3 separate regions of the Mus musculus genome follow, and regions 1 and 2 are each linked to region 3. Evidence: chromatin loops called from intact Hi-C (ENCODE). Cell type or tissue: heart. All regions are shown on one strand.

Region 1 (8,000 bases), 430 kb after region 3:
ATCGGGGGAAGGGGGCGAGAGAGGGAAGCTGCAGGGTTGACACCAAGAGAAGGAAAGAAAATAACCCAGAAAAGAATCGTGCCGCTGGAAAAACTGGGGGAGGAAAAGAGCGGAAGGTATTGCTTCGGGAGGCACCCGAGCCGCGGGGCTTATAGAGGGACTGGGCCTGAAACTCGGCCACGTCCTCCCGGCCCTGCTCCGAGTGTCCCCGGTCAGGGAAGGTAAGAGCCGACCCAGACTCATCTAGAGACGGAGCAGAGGAAGTCGCAGCCCGGGGCTCGTCCGGGCGAGTCAGGGTGGGCACATTTCTCCCGTAGTAGCATTTGCGGGGGACGGAGGAAGTAGTTGGGGGCAGGGGGCGATAGTGCCACCCGGAGCCTCGCGGAGTCCCCGGTGTTCGGCTGGAAGCTCCTGTCCCAAGTACTGCTCTGCGCTCTGCATTAGGCAGCGGCCGAGTTGGGAGCACACCCGTAGGGGCCCGCGAGGTTTTTCCTTGTCTCTTGGGCGACGACCTTCGGGAGATAGTCAAAAAGCTGGTGACCCGCGCACTGACAAGATCTCCGAGTCTCCACCTGAATCCTGATGGCCTAGGGACCTTACCTCGGCGACTGGCCCAGCCTCAGAACTCCTTCAAGCCTTTCTCTCCTAGTACAGGGACCTCAAACTCCGGAACTCCCGAGATGGAGCAAAAAGACACTACCTACGCATTCCCGCGCCAGAGGAGGGTCCCTGGGGGGGCGCTCTCCAGATCCTAGGGGCGAGGGTTACCTTCCCAGCACCTTGCGAGGGTGGGTACCAGTCTGGGCCCCATAACACCGTCACTGCTACTTGTAATTTCTTCGCTTTGCCCCTCCCTTTGGAGAAAGAGGCAGTTTTACCCAAAGGTAGCGCTGGGTGAGCCGTGGGTTTGAGAGTTAAAGAGGGTCTTCTGTCTCAGAGGAACTTCTTAGCACCAAAATATCTCCAGGCCAACATTTTTTTTTAAACCACAAATTGATTATTTTGAGATCTCTCTCTCTCTCTCTCTCTCTCTCTCTCTCTCTCTCTCTCTCTCTCTCCTCTCTCCACATTGATACACTGATGATCCTTCAGTGGTAGAGAGGGGAAGTGTTTTTTCTGGGTTAGTGTCTTCTTTGCCTCCTTTCATCCTCCAAAGTCCAAGAGCAGTCAAACGAAATGTGTTTTGTTTTGTTTTTGTTTGGTTGTTTTTTTTTTTTTCCTAACTCTTGCGATAAAATTCAATGCTCCTGTCTGGACAGTTCACATCCAAGAAGGCTTGTGTGTGTCCAGCTCTGTGTAGCCAGCTACTTGAACGCTTTCTCCGAAGATTATGGTGACAACAGGGTGACAAGAACCAGGGAACTAACAGCTCTTGAGTAGTCATTTGTACCAACCTGTACTTGGAGGTGAGACATGTATGTACACAACCTTTTCCGCTCCACTTTTAATTTTTGTCAGAGGAGGTCAGAATTGGCAGATTAAAAAAAAAGATATTATTTGCAGAGTTATGAATGTCCCCACAGAAACTATTTCTATCAGACCACTAGTTGTGACAGGGTTAGGAAACCAGTTTAAACTGTTAATCGGCCACAAAAAGGGCCTCAGATCGACGCCTTTCATTGTAAGGCTGTAAAAGCTAAGCTGTACATCGGGAAGAAATTAGACAGCGGCAAAACCATTACCTTGACTTCCCACAATAAAGACAACCTTAAGAGGGGCTATTGATGGTTTCAAATTACATCACAGCAGTTTGTGGGTTCTTCCTCCGAGCTCATGGAATACAATTTTAAAATGTGGATTCTTCAAAGAGCAGTCGCCGGCATGGTATTCACACATGGACAGGCAGCTACCCTTTGATTTTATTTATTGCAAAGTGGAGGTGAAGAGAGGAAAACAAAGACAAACAACCAGAATAAGGAGTTTAAAAAGAATCATGTCCGGTTTATATTTCCCAAGCTTTCTGTGCTCTTTCTTGCAGGGAAACTGGGGTGGGGGTGGGGGGCGGGAAGGGGACCAGAGGGAAACCCCTGTGCATGGCCCGTCCTGTCCGCCCTCTGCTTCTGAAGGTTCCAATCTGCACTCAGACTTGTGGGTTAAAGTTGGGAAAGACATTTTCCCAAACACGACTCCAGGGCCAGGGTCACACCGAAACTCCACTAGTCCTTTGGGGAGAAATCTCTCCGTTGGCCATGGTGGCCTTGTGCCTTCCACCAGCCGATTCCCCCGAAAGAGCTTGTACATTGGTAAAATTCACCGAAAGCGGGTGGCCCACCCTCCTCTTTTACTCTCAAAAGTGGTCTCTGCATTTTCAGGAGTCTCAAAAAGAGGAAGTCCCTCTCAATCGCCATCCTTAAAGTCACCTTACTGTTCTCGAAAGGCCTATAAAAAACGGGGTACCCTGCCACCTCAGTTGGCGTTTCTCTAAGTTAGTGGTGGAAACCCACACGGTGTCTGTTATTTTTATCCACTAAAGACAGCCAAGCTGAGTTCTTCCAGCAAAGGGACCATGGCGATTTTTTTTTCCCTGTGCTGGGGCGGATGGGGCTGTTGGGGTCAGGAGAGCCCTGAGGGGACCTCTACAGCTTCTCTGAGAGAGTGGCGCAGTGGTAGCCTGGGTGCCGCATTCGCTGCACAGCACTGCCCCCTGGCAACTGGCGCACAAACCGCTCCGCTCAGCCTCAGGGCTTCTTTCCTGCCCACTGGGGTGAACTCAGCCTTATCTTTCCAGATCACATCCCTGCTAGCCAAGCCATTTCAGAGGCCTGAAGAAGGACCCCCAACTCTTGTAAGAGCCTCAGTTCTGTTCTCCCCAAAGGGATCCAGGATCTAGGCTGTAGGGTGAACTGGAGAGGAGAGGCTGCAGGAAAACAATGATTTCCATCTAGGAGGGGACAGGAGCGCAGGCTCCCGGTGACCTGGTCGAAATGTACCTAAGGAAGGAGGACAAACATGGCTGGAGCTCAGATTTCTATTGGGAAGCTGCCGCAGAGGCTGTGTTCCCTGACCTCAGCACGACCTAACCACAAGTTCAGCCCTACTGGATAGTTTGTTTCAAGCTTTGGGGCTGGCCCAGATAGAGAAGAGTGTGTTGAGACCAGGAGAGACAGGTTGACTTAGGTAAGTTACTTTTCCTTCCCGTATACAGGTTTCCTTGTGTGGTTTTCTATAGTGGTGATGAAGATTAATTGATACAATATCCTTAAGGGGTGCAAGTCACCTGTCCAACAATTACCGCGGGCAATCTCACTTCATCTAATGCTGTCCGCACAAAAGTAGAGGTTGGTTTTTTTTTAAGATTTATTTATTTATCATTTATATTTATTTTATTTTGTGTGTATGCGTGTTTTGCTTGCATGTATGTCTGTGCACCACATGCATGCCTGATGCCTGAGGCTGAGGAAGCAGCAAGGCTCCCTGTGGGTGCTGGGAATCAGACCCTGGTCCTTTGCAAGACCAAGTGCTCTTAACCATGGAGCTAACTCTCCAGCTCCCAAGGTTTTGTTTTAGTTTTTGTTTTCTAAGATGTGTTTTATCTCATGTATGAATACGTGTGCATACGTGTGCAAATGAGTTCATACCCAGGAAGCCAAGAAGAGGGCATCAGCTCCCCTGCAGTGGAGTTAGAGGCAATTGTGAGTCTCTTGATGCTAGCTAGTTCCAGGGACCAGACTCAGATCCTCTGCAAGAACAGTGCATGCTTTTTAACCTCAGAACCACCTTCCCAGGCCAGAGCTTTTAAAGCTTCATGTTACAAAACAAGCAACCGGTTCAGCAAACAGAGTAATTTCTCAAGATTCCACAGCTAGAACATGGCTGGAGGATGGCATGAAACTAACCCCTGCTTGAAAGACCAAAGCTCCGAGCCACCAAGTTGTGTAACGTCTTACAGTGGCTAGCATTTTCTGCTTTCCACCTCATCTACTTTGTTGAGACTGCAGTGGAAATTTCCAGCTGTGGAACCCCAAGAACTCAAGGGTGGTTTGAAGCCCTCTGGCTGAGACCCCCTTCTCTGGTCCCCAAGGTATACTGAGGTTATCTTGACTAATCTGAGCACCACATGCAAGGAACCCCTACTTTCTCCTCTGCCAAGGCTGCTCTTGTAGCTGGTCATGGAGGAAGTCATTGAGTCCCCTGGAAGACTGCAGAGGTGGAGAGGGGACTTAAGGAAGGACACCTCTGAACCCTATTTGGACCCTCACAGCATAAAGTCTGATCATCTCCTATCATAAACCGAGGCCTAGGTCACTGTACTAAGATGCCATCAGAAAGTAGGCTTGGTTGGGGTTCCCCAGAGGTTGGCTCCATGCAGTTACCCCTGGGTTCCTCAACAGGTGGTTGTAAACTCAGGAGCCAGGCCCTGAACCCACACAGCCCTCTCTCCAGGCACTATCCACACTGTGGGTAGACTTAGAACCTAAGGACCAAACACTTGGCCCTAACTCTGACCCAAGACATTTCTACCATGGAGCTAGGGGTAAACATCTGGATGGAGCTGTCAGCAGCACGTGCAAGGGACTCAGCGCCCCCTGGTGGCAGGACTTAGAACTCACCCCCTCGTCTTACCACCTTTGCCACCAGATACATAAGGAGATTCGAGGTAAATGTCGGTCTGAGAAAAGGAACATGCGCCGCACATGTACAAACATGGATGCACACATGCTTCTCTTTCCAAAACCCTTCCCCCAAGGCAGAAAGTAATGATACATGTTTACATCTATCGGGATTGTTAAAGAGACTGTGTCACCCCCACTCACTGGTCCATCTGATTTATGAAATGGGGAGGCAACTGTGATGCAAACCTCTCTGCCATGCAGTGTTCCCAGATGCCTAAGGCTACATGAATAGTGCTGTTTATACTTTGAAAACCCCTTCAGAGAGAGAAAAGGTTCCTCTAAACCAAAATCAAGGGGGGAATTGTACCGAGAGTGTTTGCAAATGGGAAATGGTGGATTGACACCTGCCTTGCCTGCCTGATGGGTCTAATCCAGCCTTGTACATTAGAACACAGATAACTTGCTCTGTACCTCCACTAGGATGGCACCCTGCCCTCCTCTTTTCTCGTTTTTACAGGGAAGGAAGAGGCGTGGTCACTTTTCTGCTACAGAATTAGAAAGTCAGGGGCTGTTGTCCACTGAAGTCTTGAGGGTATGATGACTGGCAGGACTGTCTCAGGGAGCACATGGCCTTGAAATTTGACACAGTGGCCCAATTGGGTAAAACATACTCGAGGCCTGGTAATCTGGTTTCGCTTCTCATGTTTCCAGTTCTCAAAGCTGACCCTCAAATCATCTACTTGTGGAGATGAACTTCTCTGAGAGCTGGGGATAAAGAAATTGATCACAGAGCCTAGCCCAGCACTTGTTTCAGAAAATGTTTTATGAGTAGTTTCAAATGTCACCAAAAGACAAAACAGAATTATAATGAGCTCCTGGGGGGTCAAATAACAAAATCATGACAAATCTGTTCCCAAAAGACAACCCCTTCACCAAAACTTTAGTACAATCTGTTGAATAGTAGTTTCATGACTTGATCCATAGAACCTGGAGGAAGCTCCTCAGGACTCCTGATGTTCTAACAGGAGTTTCTTTAAGACTCAGGGAATATACAACTCAGAAGCTCCAGGAAGTCCCTGAAACTGACCAGATTCAGTAGCTCCTCTCTACAAAGCTTGTATAAGCAGGGAGGACTGCTGAGAGACATTCTCAGACAAGAGAAACTGCCTGCAAGAGGCTTGAACTAGATAAGCTGCCCAGGAAAGGCAAAGACCAGATAAGCTGCCAGGAAGAGATATCCTCTTACCTGTTGAGCTTCCTGCAGGCTATACAGTATGCCCCAGGTTTCCAGCTTACATGAGCAGTCACACATGTTGGGTGTACTTAGATGATAGCAGCCAGCTGTCTTTGAGTCATCTGTGCTCCTGCAAACAACACCTTGCCCAGATTCCTGAAAGTAACCCCAATAAACATGGGTTCACCAAGTTTGAACTTTGGTGGGATCCATATTTCAGTCTGTCTTGGGTTCCCTATCTTGTCTTGGGTAAGTAGATACTTGTTCGTGTCCTTCCCCAGAGATAGCTGAAACACTAACAACACAACCTCAGAACCAAGACTGGTATGCCTGAGCATCAAGGATGTCTACCGAATTCACTAAAGCTTCATCTGCACCCGGATTCCTGGAGGATCCCTTGGTTTTTATAGAACTTAAGCTGGAGGCTTGGATTCTCTGGTTGACTTGGGGATGGTATTTGTCTGCTTCTCTGAGTACTAATGTTACTTCTCTGAGTACTAATGTTACTAATGTTACTTCTCTGAGTACTAATGTTACTTCTCTGAGTGAGTACTAATGTTACTTCTCTGAGTACTAATGTTACTTCTCTGAGTACTAATGTTACTTCTCTGAGTACTAATGTTACTTCTCTGAGTACTAATGTTACTAATGTTACTTCTCTGAGTACTAATGTTACTTCTCTGAGTACTAATGTTACTTCTCTGAGTACTAATGTTACTTCTCTGAGTACTAATGTTACTAATGTTACTTCTCTGAGTACTAATGTTACTTCTCTGAGTGAGTAGTAATGTTACTTCTCTGAGTACTAATGTTACTTCTCTGAGTACTAATGTTACTAATGTTACTTCTCTGAGTACTAATGTTACTTCTCTGAGTACTAATGTTACTTCTCTGAGTACTAATGTTACTTCTCTGAGTACTAATGCTACTTCTCTGAGTACTAATGTTACTTCTCTGAGTACTAATGTTACTTCTCTGAGTACTAATGTTACTAATGTTACTTCTCTGAGTACTAATGTTACTTCTTTGAGTACTAATGTTACTTCTCTGAGTACTAATGTTACTTCTCTGAGTACTAATGTTACTAATGTTACTTCTCTGAGTACTAATGTTACTTCTCTGAGTGAGTACTAATGTTACTTCTCTGAGTACTAATGTTACTTCTCTGAGTACTAATGTTACTAATGTTACTTCTCTGAGTACAAATGTTACTTCTCTGAGTACTAATGTTACTAATGTTACTTCTCTGAGTACTAATGTTACTTCTCTGAGTACTAATGTTACTAATGTTACTTCTCTGAGTACTAATGTTACTTCTCTGAGTACTAATGTTACTTCTCTGAGTACTAATGTTACTAATGTTACTTCTCTGAGTACTAATGTTACTTCTCTGAGTACTAATGTTACTAATGTTACTTCCCATGGTTGCTATGAAGATGAGAAATACTTCCTGCAAAGTTTACCATAGGACAATGAGGAGTATCTTGACTATTTCATCCAGGGATGGAATTCAGTGAGGTGTTTAAATAAATTGTGAAGATTTGAAAACTGGGTTTCAGTTATTTCTTTTGAATTTTGAATTAGTTCTAAAAGACTGGAACCAGGGAAAGTTTTTGCCCACCTTTTGCAGTGCTGGGAGGCCAAACTTAGGGCTTCATGTCTCCTTGGCCACCATCTATTATTGAGAAATTGTCCTAGCCATGTGTGGTCAGCTTTTTATCCCAAGTCCATGGTGCCTTTAGCATATTCAGAAGCCAAAGATGGCCAGAATGAAACAAAGTTACTTAGTTAGGACCCCAAGTTTCTCTAAGGATACTCCTGGCTTGTGCGTGTGTGTGTGTGTGTGTGTGTGTGTGTGTGTGTGTGTGTGTGTGTGCTTGTCAAGGGTCAGGTCTGTATTTCTGCATCCAACATGGGATCCAGCATAGGAACCAGGGCTGACGGATGTTGACATCGTTGGATCACATGGCCTATGCACGGACGCTCCATCTACAGAACCTATGACTTTCACTTGGTTTGTCTCTCACCTGCTTTGAATGGCTCAAGTTCCCACATCACGCAGGACTCGCCATTGTTCAGACTTTACATTTCCTGGTGTTTTGTTTTTCCCCACTGCCTTTCTGTCTCTGTAAGCTGCATGGGGGTAAAGGCCACAGCTGCTTTCTCATCAGTGTATTCTTAGCCCATAACACAATGAATAATTGTCGGAATGA
Region 2 (8,000 bases), 140 kb after region 3:
CCTACCAACCACCTCCAAGATAGCAAGAGCATTAACCACATATTGACTATCTGATATTAAATTAAAGGCCCCTGAATGTTGTTCAAAAACCTTAGTCACAATCTGTAATTCTATAACTTGCAGTGAGGCAGGGGGGAATTGTAAAACTATAGGCACAGAGCCTTGAACTAAATAGGCTCCGCATCCTGACTTTGATCCATCTATAAAAATTAGAGGAGCCCCTTTCAATGGTACTAGAGAGGTAATTACAGGAAAAATTATCGGGTGAGCTTTACACAACTGTAAAATAGGATCTTTGGGAAAATGATTATCTATCTTGCCTAAAAAACTGCATCTTAAAACTGCCCAGTCATCTACAGTGGCAGGCAACACTTCAACTTGTCTACTATCATATGGTACAATAATTTCATCAGGAGGGGTGCCAAAATGCTGCACGCATTGCTGTAAACCCAGCAATGCCAATTGGGCAACCGAGGCAGGATAATAGGATAACACTTTGGCGGGGGAAATTTTAGGATGGATCCATAATAAAGGAGCCCCTAGCCAAAGGGCTCCAGTAGGTTGATTTTCTGATGGCAAAATACATAATGATATAGGAAGATCAACCTCTCTCCTCTTTAAAGCAGCAATTTGAATAGCCTTCTCTATAACTTTAAGGCTTCCCTTCCTTCTTCTGTAAGAACTCTCTCTGAATCCAGGGCTGTCGCTCCTGGCAAGATGTCATAAAGAGGTTGCAATTGCTTATTTGTTAGACCCAGATAGGCCTAACCCATTGAATATCTCCTAGCAACTTTTGAAAATCATTTAAAGTCCTTAGATGATCAGTTCTGATTTGAATCTTCTGTGGAGTTATATATCTTTCTGTTATTTTGCTTCCTAAATAATGGATGACCTTACCCTTCTGCACCTTTTCAGGGGCTACAACCAATTGCTTTTCTTTTAATTTTTGGATAACTTTAATTGTCTCACTCCGAGAACCTCAATAGTCCCTAATCAGGGAACCTAATAGTCTCTAACCGAGAACTTGAATCGTCCCACTTACCTGGGAGCTTTCCAGCCAGCTACCCTGACCTCTTGAAGTTCTGGACCCGCAGCACTCTCGCAAAGCAGAAGTCCCTGTATGGGTTCCACAACTTGTCACATCCACCCCGACCAGCAGGAAAGACGCAACACCACATTGTCCTTCTTCAAGCAGGTTTATTCAGGAACACTTCGAATTGCAATGCAGGAACAGGAATCCCCTGAACAACCCCGGGGCACGCCTTAAATACTCTACTGACTCCTCCCAATCACCCCAGTCACTTAACAGCGGTCCATTGGTTCACAGCAAGTGAGGACACCTCAGGCGAGCTGACAAGGCATGGCATCTGTGCAGTGCAGGTGGCTGGGATGTGGCTAAGTCTGAGGTAATGAGGAAGTCAGGTGCAGGTCATAAGACCTGGCAACTGTCCTGGGCGCCATCTTGGGATGGCGGCCATACCCGCTAACTACACAATAGCACCCAAGCACAAGCATTATCACATTCACACCCAGGAACACTCTGGCACACCCATTCTCACTGGCTCACTCTCAGGCATGTACATACTCACACAAGCATACAATCATGTAAATGCACACAAAGCACACTTGCCATCACACTTGTTCACCCACACTTGACATATTCACACACACACACACACACACCAACCATTCAAATTCACAGGTCATACACACACACATTGTCACACCAACATATATATATCCACACACTCCTCTGAATTCATGAACTCACACAGGTAAACACTGTCACACTAACACATTTATTCATACACCCAAACTTATACTCTTGTGTACACTCACACACAGCTGCTCATACAGATGCACTCGTTTGCACACTCACACACAGTTCATACAGATGCACTCATGTGCACATTCACAGCTCATACAGATGCACTCATGTGCACACTCACAGCTCATACAGATGTACTCATGTGCACACTCACAGCTCATACAGATGCACTCATGTGCACACTCACACATGGCTCATAGAGATGCACTCATGTGCACACTCACACACAGCTCATACAGATGCACTCATGTGCACACTCACAGCTCATGCAGATGCACTCATGTGCACACTCACACACAGCTCATACAGATGCACTCATGTGCACACTCACAGCTCATGCAGATGCACTCATGTGCACACTCACAGCTCATACAGATATACTCATAGCTCTCTCCAGTCACGCACAGACTCATACACCATGTCACACACTCACTCGCTCACATTTTCTCATTTTCTTTCCATATCTCACACTCAATGGACTTTCACATTCTCCCTCTCCCTCCTCCTCCTCCTTTCCCTTGTTCTCCCTCCCTCCTCCCCCTCAGGAGTATGTGTACTCAACCTCCCTCACCCCCTCCACACATTCAGCTCTGCAGACTTAGGTGGAAGGTTCTAGCACATCACTAAAATTCATCTCATTGGGAGAGAATGAAGTGGGGGGACACAAAGTGGTTTTCACACACACCTCCCTTTTATTATCTTCCTATTTGTTGTGAATATGAACAGCTTATCTAAAAGCTTAAAAGGTTTGTTGGTGCCTAACTTCTTGAGTTCTTTATATACTTTGGATATTAGCCCTCTGTCAGATGTGGGGTTGATGAAGTCCTTTTCCCAATCTGTAGGCTGCCGTTTTGTCCTATTGACAGTGCCCTTTGCCTTACAGAAGCTTTTCAGTCTCAAGAGGTCCCGTCTATTAATTGTTGATCTTAGTGACATGAGCTGTTGGTGCTCTGTTCAGAAATTAGATACCAACAACCCAAATAATGCAATTTAAAAATGGGATAGAACTAAACAGAGAATTCTCAACAAAGGTATCTAGAATGGCCAAGAAGCACTTAAAGAAATGTTCAAAGTCCTTAGTTATCAGGGAAATGCAAATCAAAACAACTCTGAGCTTCTACCTTACACCCGTCAGAATAGCTAAGATCAAACACTCAAGTTGGCACACACTGGCGAGGATGTGGAGAAAGGGGAACACTCCTCCATTGCTGGTGCGAGTGCAAGCTGGTACCACCACTCTGGAAATCAGTCTGGTGGTTGCTCAGAAAATTGGGAAACAGTTCTACTTCAAGATCCAGCAATACCATTACAGAGCATGTACCCAAAAGATGCCCCACCATCCCACAAGGACACTTGCTCAACTATGTTCATAGCAGTTTTATGAAACACCTCAGATGCCCCTCAATGGAAGAATGAATAAAGAAAACATGGTACATTTACACAATGGAATACTACCCAGCTATTAAAAACCAGGAAATCATAAAATTTGCAGGCAAATGATTGAACTAGAAAATATCATCCTGAATGAGATAACCCAGACCCAGGAAGACATCCATGGTATGTACTCACTTATAAGTGGATATCAGCCAGAAAATACAGGATAACCTTGGTACAATTCAGAGACCCAAAGAAGCTAAGCAAACAGGAGAGCTCAAGGGAGGGTACTTGAATCTCACTCAGAGGGGAAATAAAAAAGACACTGGGTGTGGATGGAGAGAGGGACCTGGTGGGAGACGGGGTAAGGAGGGGACTGGGGGTGAGGATCAGATATGGGGATAACAGGGGTTGGGGGTGAAAGGGTTGGGAGTGAGAAGGGAAATCAGTGGTGGGGGAGCATCTCTGGGAAGTGCCTTAGACCCAGGATGGGGAAGCTCCTGGGAGGATGTGGGGGTGACCCTAGCTGAGACTCCTCGCAGCAGGGAATATGGGGAGTGAAGTGGTCACCTCATGTAGCCAGGCAGGACTTCCAGTGGAAGGAGGGGGGCAACAAGCCACACACACAACCTTCCACCCAAAATCTGTCCTGACTACAGATGTGCAGGAATACAGATGGAGCTGAGATTGGGGGAATGGCCAACCAATGACTGGCCCAACTTGAGACCCATCCCATGGGAGAGAGCCAACCCCTGACACATTAATGATACTGTTATGCTTGCAGACAGGAGCCTAGTGTAACTGTCCTCAGAGGTTCCGCCCAGCAGCTCACCCAAAAAAAGGCGGAGTCCCACAGCTAAACATCAGGCAAAGCTCCAGGAATCTTGTGGAGGAGTGGAGGGAAGGATTGGGACCCAGAGTGGTCAAGGACACCACGAGAATACCTACAGAGCCTGGGACCATGGGGGCTCACAGAGACCGAGCCACCAACCAAAGAGTATGCATGGGCTGGACTTAGGCCCCCTACACATATGTAGCCGAGGTGAGGTTTGGTCTTCATGTGGGTCCCCTCACAATTGTAGCAGTGGCTGTCTCTGACTCTGTTGCCTATCTTTGGTCCCCTTCCCCTAGCTGCCTTGTTAGACCTCAGTGAGAGAGGATGGGCTTAGTCCACTTGTGATTAGATTTCTCAGGGTCGGGTGGTACCCAGGGGAGAAGGGGGGGAATGGGAGAAAGGTGTGGAAGGGTGGGACTAGGAGGGAAGGGAAGAAGGAACAGGGAGGCAGAGAGCTGCATGGCACAATATATTAAAATAGGGAGATGAAGGGGAGGGTCGTATAGTTCAGTAGATGGGACAGGGAGGGGAGCAGGACACTCATTGTTCCCTGTTAGGGCCCTGGAGCTGCAAGTCTCTAAGCCAAAGACACTGGGCTGCTGGGGCTGGAGCAGGAAGTAGGAGGGGCAGAGGCTGCAGCCAAATCCTTCTGCTGTGCCGCTGATGAAGTACAAACATACTAAGGAACATTCCAACGGGATAGGAAGAAACAGTAAGATAAACAGCTGTGCCGTGGTGCAAACTGGAAGCTGGAGGATACGTCCTGAGGAGGCTAGGCAATCAAGGTTCCCCTGCAAAATTCGAGTCCCTGATTTAGAGGCAGCGGGCTCGCAATGTCCTTCCAACACCGCCCTCTTGTGGTGCATCTGGTAACTGCATACAGCTCCACACAGTAATAGCGGCGATTTGAAACTGAATACAATTTAATCCTTAAGTGAAAAGAAGCGTCCTGTAAAAGAGGGCAGACCCCAATGCAAAAGTTTGTCCCTGGACTGTAATTTGTGATCTTTCTCCCAAGTAAATCTCCCCCAGGGTCAAACAGTTTTCCCTCCACAATACTTAAAACGTTATAGTGCTAAAAAGGACGAAAGGGATATTACATGGAAAAGCCTATTAGAAGCTGGTGAGCATCTCTCCAGATTCTGTGAATCCCTGTGCTCAAAGATATGTGAAAACACACAGAAATAGGGCTACCAAAGTCTTGTCGCCTCAATTTTGTTTTTTATCCTTGTTTTCTGTTTCAATAATATGCTGTGGTCAGACATCTGCACAATAAACACACAGTATGTCATCATTTTTAACATTCTGGAATTATTTTGCTGCCCTTTTCTGTTTTGGGAGGGGCGGAGGGGGGCAGGGTTTCTTTATGTACCCTTGGTTGTGCTGGAACTCATAAAGACCAGGCTGGCCTCAAATTCAGAGACACACCTGCCTCCTCTTACTGAGTCTTGGATTAAGGGTGTACACCACGTCCAAATTTTGCTGTTGCTTTTTGCTTTTTGGTTTGTGGTGCTAGGGATCAAACCCAGGGCCTCACACAAGTCCTCCACTACTGAGCTACACCCTTACTTTTTAAATAATTTTGATAGAGTCTCATTAAGTGACTTAAGCTAGCTTTGAACTCACTCTGTAGCCCTGAACTAAAATTCTCCTACCTCAGCCTCCTGTGGGGGGTGGAATTACAAATATGCCACCATGTCCACTTGTTTTGATTATAAAAGTTAACTCTGTGCACACCAATCGTGGTATGAGACAACCTTCCTGCTAAGGCCAGCACGCATGGAATTGGTATGGTGGGGTACCCGTCAATTACTTAAATTGTTGAGGAGCAGACATATAAAAGTGGGTTTGTGATCTTGATACAGAACACAAGAAGGGGAACTCTGGTTAGGTGTGACATGTGGTGTTTGCCTGGTGGAATACTATGCACCCATTATTCCAGTCACAAACACACCAATATGCAGGGAGGGTCACATAGCAAAGCAAAGGCTCACTACATTGTACATACAGATTGCCCTGCTTTAAAGTACAAAATTCATGTTTCATATGTCTTATCTTTATATTATATATAAAGAAACACACACACACACACACACACACACATGTTCCTGAAGGAAAAAAAATGTTTCTTCAAGAACACTCCTGCCACTCCTAGGAATCAGGAATGGGAGAGTATGGGAGAGTATTCACCCCTATATATTCTCTTTCTCTCTCTCTCTCTCTCTCTCTCTCTCTCTCTCTCTCTCTCTCTCTCTCACTCACTCACACACACACACCTGCACTGTGACTTATGTAATTAGCCTCTGTTGATGAAGGCTCAGGTGTTCCTCTATTAAGAACAAAGCTGCCACAGCTACTGCATTGGCTGCTTTTCTGTCATAGAATACAGGAACGACGGACAGGAAGAAAGACTTAGTTGGGCTCCTAGCTGCAGAGGGTTCCAGGAAGAGGACAGAGAGAATGTGACAGAAAACAGAGCCAGACAGAGCGTTTCAGAGGCCTGCTCCCTATCGACTCACTTCCTCCAGTGAGGCCCCACCTCCAGCATGTTCACCCTCCAGAGACAGTCCCACCATCTGGGGACATGAGACTGCTCGGCATGAACCCAGGAGCAGTGTTCCACACCCAAACCTTCATAGCCCCCTTGGATCTCAGGCACTGTAGATCCGTCTCTATATCTAAGTAGAACTCACAGAGGAAACTGCCCCATCAGTTCTTTGGGGGTGAGACCCAGAGTGTGTGGAGCAAGCCCTCTGACCCTGAGGCACGTCCCTGGTCCCTTGTCCACACTATCCACGGTAGTGACCACCATCACGTGGCCGATGGGAGGGGAGGAGTTGCCCCACTGCGTTTCTGAAGTGCCCAGGCTCTGACTCTGGCTGGGGAGGCGGGCAGTGGCTGTGCTCCATTTTCCACACTCTTGGTCAGGCTTAACAAACTCTCCACATGCATGTGTCTCTCTCACAACACTATCCCTGCTATTGCTGTTTTGTCAGCCTGATCCCTCCACAGCAGCCAGTGTGAGCCTCTGCCCACAGGCCCTGCTCACATCCAACCAGGGGCTCTGCTACATGCTGCAATCAACCCAACCCCGGCCGTGGTCTGCGCGGGGCTGTGTCGTCTGGTCCTTGACTGCATCTTCCAATCTCATACTTCCTTATAGTTCATATCTTCATTCTACTAAGGCTGAGTGCTGGCCAGCCTGCTGCTCCAGTTACAGTCTAGGCCTAGGGCCTCTGTACTTTCATTCCCTGCTTGGAATTCTGGTTCTCTCCAAAGCTGGAGGTCTCTTTCCTGTGTGCCTACATCTCAGTTTGAATGTCCCCCTTGGAGGAGCAGCTTCCACCCTATTCTGGGGGGGACTCTTCCTTCCAGGATGCTAGCCCCTCTAGCACAGCCCGAGAAGGCGTTCCACACCTACATGTCCACGCATCTTTGTGGTCCACAAACTATAGACTGTCTTGCCCCTGCTGTGACTGCAGCACCCAGGACAGGGCCTGCTTCGTGTTGCGTTTCTCCAAATGGCCACTGGGAGAAGTGAACCATCTTTTCCATAGACAGCATTATAAAGAAAACCCGACAGAATCTTTTCAGTGTTACGATTTGGGGGGGGGGGGGCTGGATTTGCAAATAGCTTATTATTCAGGGGGAGCAGTACACCCCACCCGCTGTACCTACTTCTTCAGAGAGAAGCAGAAAGGTTAATACGGCCCCGTCAGAGCAAAGGAGCCAATTAGTACAACTGCAATTCTGAAGAAGAATGGAGGTTAATTGCTTGGAGTCCACATGTCTCAAACGCCTAATGCTATATCATTATTTTTTTAGCTACATATTATTCATTTCATACACTTAAGTATTCCGCCTTATTACTAATTAGTAATTCCTTATCCTCAAATTTTGCCCAATGCAGGCTGTCACCATAGGGACTCCTCAGCCCCTATCTCCCCCTCCCAAGATAGAACA
Region 3 (8,000 bases):
CCTCTTTGGGTCCAGCCTCTGCTGGCCTCATCCCTATCCTATGCCTATGGATGTCCGTGGATGTCTGTTTCCATCCGTGCAGATGTTGCTCTGCTGGCTCGTCAGCCTTCTGCTGGCCACAGTCGGAGGTGAGGATGCTGTCACCATCCCTCTAGAGGAAAGATGATGTCCTGAGCTTGATATCATGGAGACTGAGATGGATAAATGGCATGTCATGCTTAGTAAGAACTTAATGTTTAAGTAGTAATTAGTTCATGCTAAGTAGTAAGTACTTAACGTGAAGAACTGTGTGACTTGCACTGAGCTGCCTGGCAGCTTCCTGTGCTATTTTATCATAGGTGGATGTGCTTTGAGTTTTGCCTGTGGGCAAGGGTGCTTACTAAACATGCCATTGAAGGACAAACCTAGGACCCTCAGGGTAGAGTGTCTGAGAAAGAAACCTGGAAGTGTGTATGTGTTAGATGTGTCCAGCACCCAACAGCTCTTACAAGTGCAGAAGATCCAGGGTCCACCTGGAAACCCTTCCTGTGACAGATGATATTACTCCTTCCCAGAACCTTATGCCTGTCCTGTTTGTGGTTTGTTCTCCCCCCGCCCCCTCCAGGGAAAGAGGTTTGCTATGGACACCTTGGATGCTTTTCCAATGACAAGCCCTGGGCAGGGATGATTCAGCGGCCTTCGAAGATATTCCCTTGGTCCCCAGAGGACATTGATACCCGCTTTCTTCTGTACACAAACGAGAATCCAAACAACTACCAAGTAAGTGTGGGCATGGAGTGCCTGTGTTGGGTGACAGGAGTCAGTATGAACCACATACTGGGGCCACTAAGTGGCTGGCTAGGGCATAATTAACACTTTGGGACTGTCCTAGTGTGGGAGTTCTTGTCTCTAAGGGTCATAAGCCTTGAGTATCTCAGAAAATATACAAATAAAATACCAAAGTGTACACGGGGACATTTATGGAGAAGCCCAGGCAGAACCCATCTAAGCACTCCATCCCTTCTCTCATGGAGCAATAATATATGCATAGCCTTCCCAGGATGATACAAGACAGGAAAGGAAGACATGCAATTCAACACAAAGGATTTGAAAATATGAGGTCTCTGGGGAGATTATCAGAACAGGCCTATTCCAGATGGTCAGGTGACCAGGGAGTTCTTTTAAACGATGACATTGCTATGAGTTTAAGTAGTTCAAGCTTTGGCCCCTGGCAGGTGGGTCTATCTCTGGGTGCCTGGGGTTATCTACTACGGGACTTAGTTCCTCCATCTTGGAAACTATGTAGACACAATGGCCATTCCTGTCTTTATTGTCTTATCTTTCTAGCATTTGCTGGCATAAGAGTCCCCAGCAAACCTGTGGGCATATGGAAGTCTATGTTGAAGTACCAGGCTCCCCAAGCTGGAGCTCAGGCCCTGTGGCTTCTAGACAAGAGTTTTCTACCTTCCTTATTCCAGGAATCTCTTTAGCTACCCGAGGAAGCCTGCAGGCCCTTCTCAGGATAGCATGTCCAAATAGACACAATAAAATGTAATGGACTACAAAGAAAATCAGAGATTGAAAACAGTCATCAGCATGTGAGAAAGACAGAAAATATGTAGCATAGTATTAAATGTGCAATTTTATCATCTCAGTAAAGACTGATCTGGTTCAAGCTTCATGAAGACGGACAGTCAGAGAACATGCGCTTTCCAGATTCACAGGACTCAGCCACAGGGTTCTAGACCTGGGATCTCACTGGTCCCATCGGTCTGGCTGCCGCAGGTCTGCAGATGGGCCAGGACAACATTCAAATTCATCTTCTCTAATTTAACCAGATAATCTCTGCCACCGACCCAGCCACCATCAATGCTTCCAACTTCCAACTGGACCGCAAGACACGTTTCATTATCCATGGATTCATAGACAAGGGAGAAGAAGGCTGGTTGCTGGACATGTGCAAGGTTGCTATCCGTCCTTCTCACCCAAATCCCACACCCCCGTGCCCCTGACACAGGAAAGGGAATGTTCCCGCAGACGAAGATCCTTCCGAATATCCACCAAGGAAAGCATGCTTTTTGGGTCTCTGTTGTCACATTCTCCCACTCACTCACAGCCAGCAAGCCTCAGAGGTGGGGACTCCACATGCTACATTTTACCTCTGACTCATGTAACATTAAAACAAACATGTTGCCATCTTAAGCTCCACTAGCTCATGGTCGAGTTCTGTGTCTGCTGGGAGCCACTGGCTGGGAGCAGGTTTGGAGCTTTTGAAATGCACTAGTGCACCGGATGACCGGATTGTGAGCCTAAGGATTTGTTTAGACCTGGCTTTGAGCCCTGAGATTAGGAAAAGAACCCCCCCCCCCCCGCGCAGCCTCAGTTTCCATATCTATTATGTAAGATGAGTATAGCCCAAAGGTCAGCCGTGCCAGGGGGGAGGGAAACTGAAATGCTAACAAGGATCTCTTGGAGATGAACTCTGAGGTGTGCCACCTGGCCTTTCTCTTTCTCTGCCCTAGAAAATGTTTCAAGTGGAGAAAGTGAACTGTATTTGCGTTGACTGGAAGCGCGGATCCAGGACTGAATACACCCAAGCCTCCTACAACACTCGGGTCGTGGGCGCTGAGATTGCCTTCTTGGTGCAAGTGTTGTCGGTAATGGTCCAGCCTAGGGCAGTCAGAGAGGGGGGTGGAGTTAGAAAGAGGGGCAGAGTTAGAGAGGAGTGGGTCAGGGGGTGGAGCTATGGAGGAGTGGAGTTAGATTGGGGTAGAGTTGGAGGGGCGGAGTTAGAAAGGTGGAGCTAGAGAGGGTGAAGTGAAGGAGAGGGGCAGAGTTAGGGAAAGAGGTGGGGTTAGGGAGAGGGGCAGAGTTAAGGAACCATACACAGAGGGGTGGTGTTAGAGAGAGATGGATTTAGAGAGGGGCTGAGTTAGAGGGGAGGAGTTAGAGAGAGAAGTTAGAGGGGCGTCATTAGAGGGGCACAGCTGGAGGAGAGGGACACACACCTGGCACACAGAGATTGCTAGGGATCAGAGGGCAGGCCTGGGGCCACAAGTCAAGGAAGCCAAGTTCTCAACCCCTTCTGAGGTGAAGCAACAACTTTTCTCCTCGCTGTCTACGATGCCCTAGATGTGGGCCAGGGAGCCTCGGTTTTCCCTTGTAACGTAAGGCTGCAAGCTGTTCTGGGAAGAGTGAGCAGATTGTGACACCCAGCAGTTCTCTCTGGAAGACAGCTTTGGGCGTTATCTTTTACCATATGGGATGGGGATGGGGTGGGGGACTTAACACTTGGCTCCCTTTCTTCCCTGTTGTAAATTCTGGAGGACCCACAGCTTCCCTCTCACTGCAAGCCAGTCCTCTTAAGATCAGGGCAGAGGTCTTCACTGCAACACCAGGTGGCGGCAGCAGCCACAGAGGTGGCCTGCAGTTAGCGTGGTGGCCACTGGCCAGCACTGTTGCTGCATGTAGGAGCAGGGAATCTTTTCCCCTGGAGTCTCCAGCTCCATCCCGCCTGCCTTCTGGCAAGGGCCAGGCTCTACTCCCCAATCTTCTCGTTCCCAAGTGCTTCCAGGGGACCTAACGCGCCCTCTTTCCACAGACAGAGATGGGGTACAGCCCAGAGAACGTGCACCTCATCGGCCACAGCTTGGGCTCACATGTGGCTGGGGAAGCAGGCAGGAGGCTGGAGGGCCATGTGGGCAGGATCACAGGTAGGAGTCATGGGAGCCAGTCAGAGGTCTAAGGGGCCCCAGGGAGTAGGGGAAACCTGTCCATGCCTGTTCTACATCAGAGAATCCCCCTCCCCTTACCCTCCCCTTCTCCCTCCATTCCCCCTCCTTCTCCTCCTTATATTAGGTGATGTCCTGATTTAAAAAAAAAAATGCTTTTCTTAATTAATGCCTGCTAGAAAATCCATAGTCATAGATAAAAATGTGTTTGTAAAACAAGAAAAATATAACCAGATTCAGAACCCTAACTTCAGAGACATTACTACTGTAATGTAACAAAGTTATTTTTGTTTGTTTTTAAATGGTATGATTTTTAAAAACCCAAATTTATCAGTTCTACTTTTTGAATGTTTTAGCTCAGTTTGGCACAGCCAGAAAGAGACTTATCATTTAGGAAGTGCCTGGTGAATGAAAGAATCATTAGAAACAGCTAATGCCCATAAAAGCATACCCAAACAGCTATTCACTTTGTGCAGTCAAACCAATATGTAACCATACCCCTCTCTGGTGGCTTGAAGGATAGGAATAGTATTTATAGTCCTGTAGACATTTTCAGTTCGCAGAGGACTGTCTGTTACATCCGTTCGTGGGACTTTCATAAGCCTGAAAGATGGATGGCTTATCCTCACTCTCTGGATGAGAGTAGATGGACAGACATTTCACATTTTTCTCATCCCTGCCTCTCTTTGAAAAATGATGGGCATAGTATCTGCTTTAGGAAATCCACAGACCAGTCCAGAACGTAGAAAACTAAGTAGACAGAATTCAAAACAGAATTTATGAGCATAAAATAATACAGTGGTTAGGAAAGCCTGGGGAAGGAGCAATAAAGTTTCTATGAGGAGGTTGTATTTGAGACTGGGCTTAGTGAAGGGGGAACTGGATAAAGGGAGAATGTGCAGAAAGGTCAGAGGCTGAGAGGTACAGCTCAGAAAATGATGTGGAGGAGGTGTGGGTCTCTGGGACTGGTGAGCAGCTGAGTGAGGCCACGGAGCTTATGATCTCTGTGTGAGGAAAATCAGGAAGGGGGAATGAGAGGTGTGTGCCCCAGGTCTTCCCTGGAGATGACTCTAGGGATTTCTAAGCATGCTGTGGGCAGTATTCCTGTTCCCCACCTCTGTTCTGGTTTCCAGAGCTGGGGCCTCTCAGAACAGCAACCTCTGGGATATGCAGGTCTTTACCCAGCGCACCTCACCTCAGTTTGTGGTTTGACACTAAGACCTTGTCCTTCTCAGGCTGTGATGTTTCTACGTCTATTCTACCTTTCAGGGCTGGACCCTGCAGAGCCCTGTTTCCAAGGCCTGCCCGAGGAAGTTCGGTTGGACCCATCGGATGCCATGTTTGTAGACGTGATCCACACTGACAGTGCCCCCATAATCCCCTATCTAGGTGAGCTCTACACCCACTCTTTGTGACCTGTGACTGATAGCATTGTGTCCAAGTGACACCCCTCAGAGACACACAGCTGCAGAGGAGACATTAAATATGGTTAACTGCAGAGCACCTTAGGCCTCCATCGATAACAATGGGCACCAGGCACAAACGATTATCCAGTGCAATGCCACTGGTACAGTGTGACCCCCCCAGACTGAACCACAAATTCTTCTATATTCCCGAGAGGCTATGACTCCTCAAGGCTTACATCCCTCCCTGGATCCAGAGGAACAGATGTTTTCATTTGACCAGACTGAAAGTTTTTATACTTAACTCTTTATTTTAAAAAGTTGCCCAAGTTTTGACTATCGTTGTCCTGTTGGAATTACAGCCTTCTGCTTAATTCTTCAGAAATAAGCATTCTTTTTTTTTCAGTCCTGCATATTGTATAACTGCTCAAGAGATATGCAGCTATAGGGTCTGCTCACCTATAGGGTCTGTTTTAACGAGGATGATAAAGATTATGGCAGGGTTATCATTTACTGCATACTTAGCATGTGCACATTTTGCACATAAAAGCTTATTATGGAACACCCTAAAAGGGAGACTGTCCCCCACCTCTGAGGCTGAATAATGCAGTAAGATCATGAAGTCAGTCAGCGGAACCCAGGTCTGATCATAGCTCTGTGCATCTTGAAATCTAAAGCTCCCCCCATTTGCCCATTACTCCCTAAGTAATCTCTGGGGTCCCACTATAGCAACACAGTCTTGAAGGTCTGAAATATAGTTCAGTTTTAGAGAATTTCTGTTGCATGCTCACCATATCACAAATTTTTAAAATTACAGTGCAAGAGGCTTGTTTAAAAGCACATACTGCACTTGGAGAGGACCTGAGACTGGTTCCTAACACCCATAGTGGGCAGCTCACAGTGTTCCATTGCTCTATCTCAGGGAGTAGATGCCTCTGGTCTCTGAGGGCACCTGCACTCATATGCATGCACACACACACATATCCTCAATATACATATAATTTAAAAATACATGTTGTAGAAGCCAAGTACTTAAAAGAATAAATGTAATGCAAATGCTACTATATACATGCCTACTGGTGCCTTATGATCTTAGATTTATCAATACCGTCCAGGGTCTCTCCAAGACAGACAGAAAGGCACACATACGAATTGATGCATACACACTCACCTATACCTTGCCCACCGCCTCCCCCACTCACTTCCTGTGTTGATCCTTCTTTCTTATCCTGCCCGTTGCCCATCTCTGAGAACTCTCTGCAAAAAGAGCTGGTGTGGCTAAGGGGGAAAGTACCAAGGAGGCTTGTGCTTCTGCTCAAATGGATTGACACGTCCCCAAGATCAGGATGTAACGTTGGGACCGTGTACACCCTGACTCACTTCTGCTTCAAATGTTTCAGGTTTCGGAATGAGCCAAAAGGTCGGCCATCTGGATTTCTTTCCCAACGGAGGGAAGGAAATGCCGGGATGTCAGAAAAACATCCTTTCCACCATTGTTGATATCAATGGAATATGGGAAGGTACGTGTTTGTGTGTGTGTCTGTGTCTGTGTGTGTGTGTGTGTGTGTGTCTGTGTGTGTGTGTGTGTGTGTGTGTGTGTGTGTGTGTGTGTGTGTGAGAGAGAGAGAGAGAGAGAGAGAGAGAGAGGATGCAGCACCTGCCCCGTTGGGGGTGGAAGCAGAGTGTAGCATGAGAGTCTGGCCACTGTAGCAATGGAGTTGCTGCCTTCTGTTGTCTCGATCTGAGTCAGGCATTTCACAATCTAAGATACTTTTTGTGTTTATCCCTATGTCATACATGCAGGCATTAAGTACCTGAAGTGCTATATACTTTGTCCAAGGCTACACAATATATAGGCTTAGCTTCTTACTAAAGGGCTCTCAGTTGTCAGGACAGGGGCTGGATGGGCCACCCAGCTCCTGCTTTACCTACCTTCACGTGTTCTTAGCACCTGCTCCTTGAACAACTGCGGAACCCCACAGGATGTGGGAGCTCTGCCTTTCTTGCTATTGACGGATTGACTATGCCAGGCAGGGGACCTAGCTGACTAGAAGTAGATGCACTCTGAGGGTTTCTGGAAAGCCTGGCAGCCATGTGACTTCCTGAAGCCTGTGTGTGACTTTGTTCATCTTCAGAGCAGAACTTACAGGCTTAGTATTGTTGACATCTGAGAGACACGGATAGGCCTGCCCCTTGTTCTAGTTTTCCATTACTCTTTGCCCCTTCCCTGAGACCAGGCTTCATGTTCTTTCTGAGAGAGGGGGCTTTGAGTCAGTAAGCAACTTGTCGACACGTTTTTTAAATCGGAAACTCCGTGTGGCTGGGTCTTAATGAACACCCCAATTACCCCAGACCCTGGCCCGAAGCAAGCACCAAGCACATGTTGAGTGGCTTGTTATAATCTTTAACTGTCCCATGTGCTTAGTGTCTGCAAGAAGTATGGAGAAAGCAACATCCAGCATGAATGACAGAGCTTTTGACTGCTTGGCCCCTTACCAGGTAGCTCATTGGGGACTGGCTGTTCTCCCCCTAAAAAAGCCTGAGTTGTGATAACAGCAACCCCCTCCCAGAAGTGAGGAGAAGGCACACACAATAGCAGAGAACCCAGTTTAATTAAAGAGGCAATTTAGAGTGAACCAGCCCATGAGCACCGGAGCATGTTTCTATTGTGTGTCGCGCAAGTCGCGCAGCCGCTGGGCACAGGGAACAATTGAACACACTTTCTCCTCTATTATGGGATCCCTGAGCAGCAATTTTGGATCAAAGAAACAATTAAGTTTAAAGCAGGTTCTGTTGTCTACTGAGGGCACTGGTGTGAGCCCTGAACTGGAGGCTGGGTTGTGAGCACAGCAGGCAGGGCTAGGAGCCCAGGGAGTAAAGCTACCCC

Evidence for each region. A loop is a pair of places that touch in the nucleus more often than their neighbours do. Peaks named below come from ENCODE experiments on the same cell type or tissue, not always from the same donor. Only the 100,000 strongest peaks of a DNase experiment are listed, where the experiment ranks them.
Region 1: it touches region 3 in a loop (6-fold over the local background); 8 of 42 quality-filtered maps call a loop at or near these places.
Region 2: it touches region 3 in a loop (10-fold over the local background); 15 of 42 quality-filtered maps call a loop at or near these places.

Annotation. Positions count from the first base shown.
Region 1 is chr19:59,193,857-59,201,856 of GRCm38, forward strand. No RefSeq gene overlaps it. Among named protein-coding and RNA genes, the nearest start is that of Kcnk18, 22 kb to the right of the region's middle. In heart, CTCF peaks have their summits at 2,657 and 4,537 (motif pointing left); no DNase peak of the experiment used is centred here; H3K4me3 peaks cover 823 bases; H3K27me3 peaks cover 3,949 bases.
Region 2 is chr19:58,899,338-58,907,337 of GRCm38, forward strand. It overlaps a transcript of Hspa12a not described here. Among named protein-coding and RNA genes, the nearest start is that of Mir3086, 8.4 kb to the right of the region's middle. In heart, no CTCF peak of the experiment used is centred here; DNase peaks (open chromatin) are centred at 4,104 and 4,714; H3K4me3 peaks cover 398 bases; H3K27ac peaks cover 1,089 bases; H3K27me3 peaks cover 549 bases.
Region 3 is chr19:58,759,749-58,767,748 of GRCm38, forward strand. It overlaps Pnliprp2 (pancreatic lipase-related protein 2), which reads left to right. Exons shown (of 12, transcript NM_011128.2): 1 at 1-128; 2 at 605-759; 3 at 1,818-1,943; 4 at 2,502-2,636; 5 at 3,581-3,692; 6 at 4,980-5,099; 7 at 6,514-6,633. The coding sequence starts at 41. Among named protein-coding and RNA genes, the nearest start is that of Pnliprp2, 4.0 kb to the left of the region's middle. In heart, a CTCF peak has its summit at 3,396 (motif pointing right); a DNase peak (open chromatin) is centred at 3,573; H3K4me3 peaks cover 230 bases; H3K27ac peaks cover 280 bases; H3K27me3 peaks cover 486 bases.